2 separate regions of the Mus musculus genome follow, and region 1 is linked to region 2. The links are chromatin contacts, found by POLR2A ChIA-PET in ENCODE. All regions are on one chromosome and are shown on one strand. The core of a region is the stretch at or near the end of the contact, and the rest is flanking DNA. Distances in the headings are between cores, read along the strand shown.

Region 1 (2,700 bases), core at 67-2,566, 210 kb after region 2:
CCATTTGTTGGACTGCTTCCGACTCACTAGGAGGCTGATATAGGGACGCACAGCAAGGTCAGAATGATAGAACCCAGTCACAACTTAGCAGGCTGGCCCAGTCCGTTCCACTTTGTACTAAAGTCACCAAGCCACAAATGTTGAGTGAAAACCTGTCCTCTAAGTCCCTATTAATAAAGGTGTTTCTGGAGTTTGTGTCATCTGTGGAAAACCACCTCCTGGGGCAAAAATGGCTTAGTGGGGGGGTAAAGGTACTTCACCTGGGGAAACACTTAATTTACACATGCGCTGATACCGTCACCAAAATTCCCACAGGAATAGTTTACTATCAAGATTAGGGTGCCCCACAGCCTATTCCTTAAGTAGTGCTGGCTTATAAGGTCACCCTAGATTAGAATGATTCAAACAGAATATCTTAGTCAACCCCTTTGCGGACTGTGTGACGCCAAACCAGGGCCTCTACGGCACTGTGCTATCAGCACATGAAATCACAACGTCTGAAACCACAGTAAGATTGCATTTCACTTTATTGCTAAGAAACTCAGATACACGGATGCCCAGCTTACCAGCCAACACTCCTACTCGTTGGATCTCTAGATGCAGCCGACTCAACATGCCCTGAAAAAAAAAAAATCAAACATAAATCTTTACTTTGGTTAACTTTTCACTCAAAACCCATCCAATTAGTGACGTCGCGCCCAAGCCTCAGTCTTATAATGTAATCAGACTACGCATGCAGTTTTCATACGAGGTGTCAGAAATTAATTCATCACGGGCTTGGGGCTGAAAAGGGAAGCCAGGCCCGACCAGTTCATACCTGCAAAAATGGAGTCAGAAGAAAAATGGGGAAGGGTTAAACCCTTAGGACTAAAGCACTTCAGCTCGGGAGGAAGGCAGATCTGTAGCAGAGGTCCTTTGAGTTCCATTCGGCGAGCACTACTCCCAAAACGTTCCTTACAAAACCTAGATGAAAGGGACCACGAACACACTCACTCCCAAAAAGAGCGACTGCTCGCGAGGCTCAAGAGTTTATAGAACTGCCCCTTATGTGATTGGGCCACCTCTGAGGAAGTGCCCACCTTCCTCCACTGCTGATATGCTCCTCGAGCTGTCCTGCAATTTCCACCAATCGTACAGCGACTTTTGTTTTGGAGGCGGTATTTTGAGTAGCTCGAATATCCTCCCGGTTGTAGAGCCATTGAGTCCATGAGTGACGAGTTCAGTTAGCCAATCAAATTCCAATGTGCAACATAGAGTGATTCTGAAGCTACCAATCCGGTCCTTCAGTACAGAGGTCGCCGGAAGTCGTAGTTTAGGAAGCTCAAAGCGTGAAGCAGCACCTAGAGTTCCTGAAGTCCGTGAACTACAAGTTCCGACCTGCCCCGGGACTTCCGGCTCCTGTATCCTGAAACCTTTCCCGGCCGCGGGCCGAGAGGGGCAAGATGATGCCGGTGGGTGAAGTCGCTGCTCCTAGGCAGCCGCGGGCGGGTGAGTGAGTGCGCGGAGCACAAGACCTGGGGCTCCTTCTTCCGGGGAGTGCGGTGGAGCGCGGGCTGGTTGTGGGAGCGTCGCGAGCGGTCGTGGGCCTAGCCTGGGGGGCGGGACTGAGACGGCTGGGGTCTCAGCCTCTATAAGTCCTCCTGACTCCAAGTAAATCCGTCTGTCACTCCTTCCCTTCACTCTCTCTTTCGTTGTCTTTGCACTCCTATGTTTTTTTGAGCGCTGCCTGTGTGCCAAGCAGTATCCTAGGCTCTGGAAAGTCGGCGGAGAACCGGATTCCAAACTGATAAGCTCATCTGGTACGCGGTTTTGAGACAGACCATTCTGCCTCTAGGGTCCTGTGCATTGTACGCAGTCCAGCAGCAATTCTGAGTTTGTTCACTGAATGGTAGTAGTAACACCCACAGCCCTGTTTTGTTATGACAAAAATGTCTCAAGACTTTGGTAACTGTCTCCTTGTGGCAACTCACCTGCAGTACTGTTATTCTAGTTAAAATAAAAAGTTAAAAATCATGAGGAACTGTGATAAGTTTTACGGGGGGGGGGGAACTGAACACAGATAAAGTATTGAGTATTGGGCGTTCTTAAATCTTTGGTAGGGAGACCTACAGTTAGCTGAAGATCTGATGGAGAAGCAGTCAGTCTTGAGACATTTCAGGAAGAGCCTTACAGGCAGGGGGAGTCAGAGGAGCAAGCCAGCAAGTATAGGTAAGTGATAGGTAAGGTTAAGAGGCAGAGCAGGGTAAAGTCTGAGAGCCTCTGGTATGTGTGATGATTTATGAGTCAAGTAAAATAGTGAGGAAGCTAGACCAGCGTCTTCTAACCCTCACTAGAGGCCAGTTGTCCCAGCCTAGATTCTTTTGAGGCAGGCCAACATGATCAGATGAGGCTGAGGTCTAGAGATATCTGTCTCATCTCCCCTCCTGCCCCGCTCCCTGCACGCACAGGCTCATTCCTTTGCAGCCTTGTTCTTCAGGGGCCTCTCCATGTCCCAGATCTCTTTCCTGAGGATCTTTGTGGCAGGCGCTGCTGCAGTCATAAAGACAATCCTGAAGATCCTCTATACATTCATGTTTCTCTGCAGAAACTCAAGTCCCTGTACCCTGAGGTCCTAAATCTATTTGCAGCTGTCTCTTCAGGAAATGAGAATGGCTGTGTACAGCCTGACTAAGGTGACTAGGAAGGAGTGGCCAAAAGTAT
Region 2 (2,700 bases), core at 165-2,664:
CAGTACGTGGCCAAGAGAAAACTCCCAGAAGTCGGATAGTGGCCTCCCTTTACCCTTAGACAAGCTCCACACAGTAGGGCTCCTAACTGCCAGTGTAACCACTTGGTCCTCTTTCTCAAGTGGGCATCTCTGCTAGTCAACAGTCTTGGATACCATGGATATCAGCTCCGGTCTTAGGAACAGACTGGCCCTAGAGGACAGTCTTCCAAGCCAAATAGGGAACCCCAGAAAACAGCAGCTGGGAAGAAAGGTTTCAACCTGTCCCCAAAAGATCACATGAGTGGAAGGGGTAAGGATGGTTGCAAAACTGAATTACATAACTGTTTGAAAGACTTAAAAATGGGAACCTGCAGGGTACTGAATCATCGGTCACCCACCACTTGAGGACAGACACCCTGGAGTCTGAACTGTTCTTTCAACCTGTATCAGGAACTGGAGAGGAAGCAAAACTGAGTGAGTGTCTAGCTTGCCAGGGTAGCCTGAGGGCAACTGGAGTGTTGTAGCCAAAAAGAATTCAAGGGAGGTCTCTTCCCAGCAACCCTGTATTACAACAACTGGCTTATAGAGGTGCCCATTGTCACAGCCCTGCCCTCTAGAGGACTGACATCTAACAAACAGATCCTGCCCCTGGAACGCCAGTGCCATAGTTTTTACCAAATTAGTCCAGATCAGCAGAACCCAGCAAGAAGGGAGCCAAGCAACGTCTCTCACAGTACTGGTCAAACTTCATTTATGCTGGCAAGAACCCATTGACAACCAACGCAGAGGACGGAGAGACATCTGGGACAGCACATTCCGGATTGAACAGCAAGTGCAGAGCTTGTCCGCTCATCCAAGCAAATCAGGGGTTGCAGGCGGGGGGGTGGGGTGGGCGAGGGGGTACATTGTCAGGGCAAATTCCAACACTGACCTTGGACCACATACCACCATCATTCCGCTCTAAAGTTCAGACCACTCTGACACCATCCGGTGGCATCACCCTTACGCATCTGGCCCAGAGAATCCCCCAGAGAGATCTACATTTGAAGTTCAAGGCCTGTCCCCCTCGAGAACAGAGTCTACCGGAATGTCCCTTCTCCTCTCAAGTCCTCCTGCTCCAGAATGCCCTGGCCACCCAGCTCCCCTCCTCCAAGTTCTTTTTTCCCAGGCTCGCTTCTCCTCGGCAACCACACTAGCCCAGTCCCGGTTCGGGAACTCCACAGCTCCCCAGGAGGCAATGTATGCTTTAATGCCACGGGGTGTACCTGGCTCGAAGTGATTCTGGAAAACCTCGCCTCCGAAGAAGCTGCAGAACGACATGGTCGCGACGGGACAGGCAAAAGCTCCCAGCCAGGTCCGGGTAAAACCCTAAGATCTGGACTCAAACCCGACCCAGTCCCAATAACCAATCACTTTCCGATTCGCCATAAGCCCCGCCCCTAGAGGGGACCAGTCACTCTTGGATTCCCCACGGCCGCCTCCTAGCAGCCCCGCCCTCAAGGAGTCTCTCCTCCCATAGGCCCTAAACCCCACCCATCCAGCCAAGTTTACCCAGAGATCACGTCCTTACTTCCGCCTCTAGAAGGCCCCGCCCAGGGAGCCGCTCCCAGGAAGCTTAGCTGTTAAGATGAAGGCCAAACCTATGCTAAGCTCCAGTACAGCGGCTAGGCTATAAACATTGGTACTAGCCAATGGTAGCTACTACTAATACCATTGTGCAACTGGCGTGGAGGCGCATCTACCCAGCTGTATCTATAGCCCTCTTATCTGGCGCTAAACCTTGCGCCCGCGTCTGGGATCACCCAACCTCCGACCCAGGCTTAAGATCTACATCAAGCCTCCCAGGGAATGTGGAAGAGAGACAGACACACAGAGACAGACAGAGAGAGTTGCCTCAGGACTTTATTGAACAAAAAGGACCGGACAGATAGCAAGAGTGCTACATCCCAGGTGTGCTCCATTCCAGACATCTTACATGTTTCCCAAGGTCTCCGGCTTCTCTTTCTCCAGATGTTTCTTTTGGGGACCCTGGTTAAGGTGAGGAGACAAGATGAGAGTTAGTCAGGAGAGTCAGTCAAGAAATACTACCTACGGCCAGTGCCAGGGCCACCTAGGGCCTGCTCTACTGGTTTGCTAAAAAGGCCCCTTCTTCTAGTTCCTCTCTGGAACAAGTGGGACTAGCTCACCATGAAGGCCCTCTTCTCCTGCGCTGTCTGAAAACATCCGTGGCCAAACTTAGAAGTGGTGTCAATGAACTTGAGCTCAATATTCTCCAGGGCCCTGCGGCTGTGGTGCACCAGAAGGGACTGGGTATCCAAGAGAGAAGAGATGTCAAGGACAGAGGGCCCCGACTCCTCCTGTGACCTCCAGTTCACACCAAGGAGGACTCAGTCAATCCCTCGCTCTTGCCAGACCCCCTTCCTTTACTCTCCCACCACACAACCCACCACAGAGCACGCTAAAGGACAGAACAGGCCACTGGAGTCCACTCCCCAGCTTGCCAAGCAGCACTGACCTTTCTCAGAGTGATCACTCGCTTCTTGGTACCTGCAATGCAGCCCTTTAACATGATGAAGTCATTGTTCACTTCCCCATAGTGGGGGAAGCCACCCTACAGGGAGACAGACCACACCAAGCCAGGAACAGGGCAGCCAAGTTAGGAGGCTGTAGTGGGAGGGAGCCCTATGCGCAGACCCCAGGGTGCAGGGACAATACCTTCCC

Evidence for each region. ChIA-PET counts read pairs that join two places held with the same protein, here RNA polymerase II (POLR2A).
Region 1: POLR2A ChIA-PET joins it to region 2 with 23 read pairs in embryonic stem cell. The contact joins the promoter of Traf7 here to the promoter of Msrb1 in region 2. POLR2A ChIA-PET finds 5 or more read pairs at or near these places in 4 of 5 experiments (Patski and embryonic stem cell).

What each region holds. Positions count from the first base shown.
Region 1 is chr17:24,526,554-24,529,253 of GRCm38, reverse strand. It overlaps Traf7 (TNF receptor-associated factor 7), which reads left to right and starts at 1,316. Exons shown (of 21, transcript NM_001172113.1): 1 at 1,316-1,488. Rab26 (RAB26, member RAS oncogene family) reads left to right here. Exons shown (of 9, transcript NM_177375.1): 9 at 1-200. Rab26os (RAB26, member RAS oncogene family, opposite strand) reads right to left here and starts at 1,003. Exons shown (of 2, transcript NR_045289.1): 1 at 818-1,003; 2 at 510-618. It overlaps LOC115488833 (a small nucleolar RNA gene), which reads right to left and starts at 778; the gene lies at 701-778.
Region 2 is chr17:24,735,307-24,738,006 of GRCm38, reverse strand. It overlaps Msrb1 (methionine sulfoxide reductase B1), which reads right to left and starts at 1,414. Exons shown (of 5, transcript NM_013759.3): 1 at 1,245-1,414. The coding sequence starts at 1,299. It overlaps Rpl3l (ribosomal protein L3-like), which reads right to left. Exons shown (of 10, transcript NM_001163945.2): 8 at 2,495-2,590; 9 at 2,166-2,285; 10 at 1,864-2,007. The coding sequence ends at 1,951.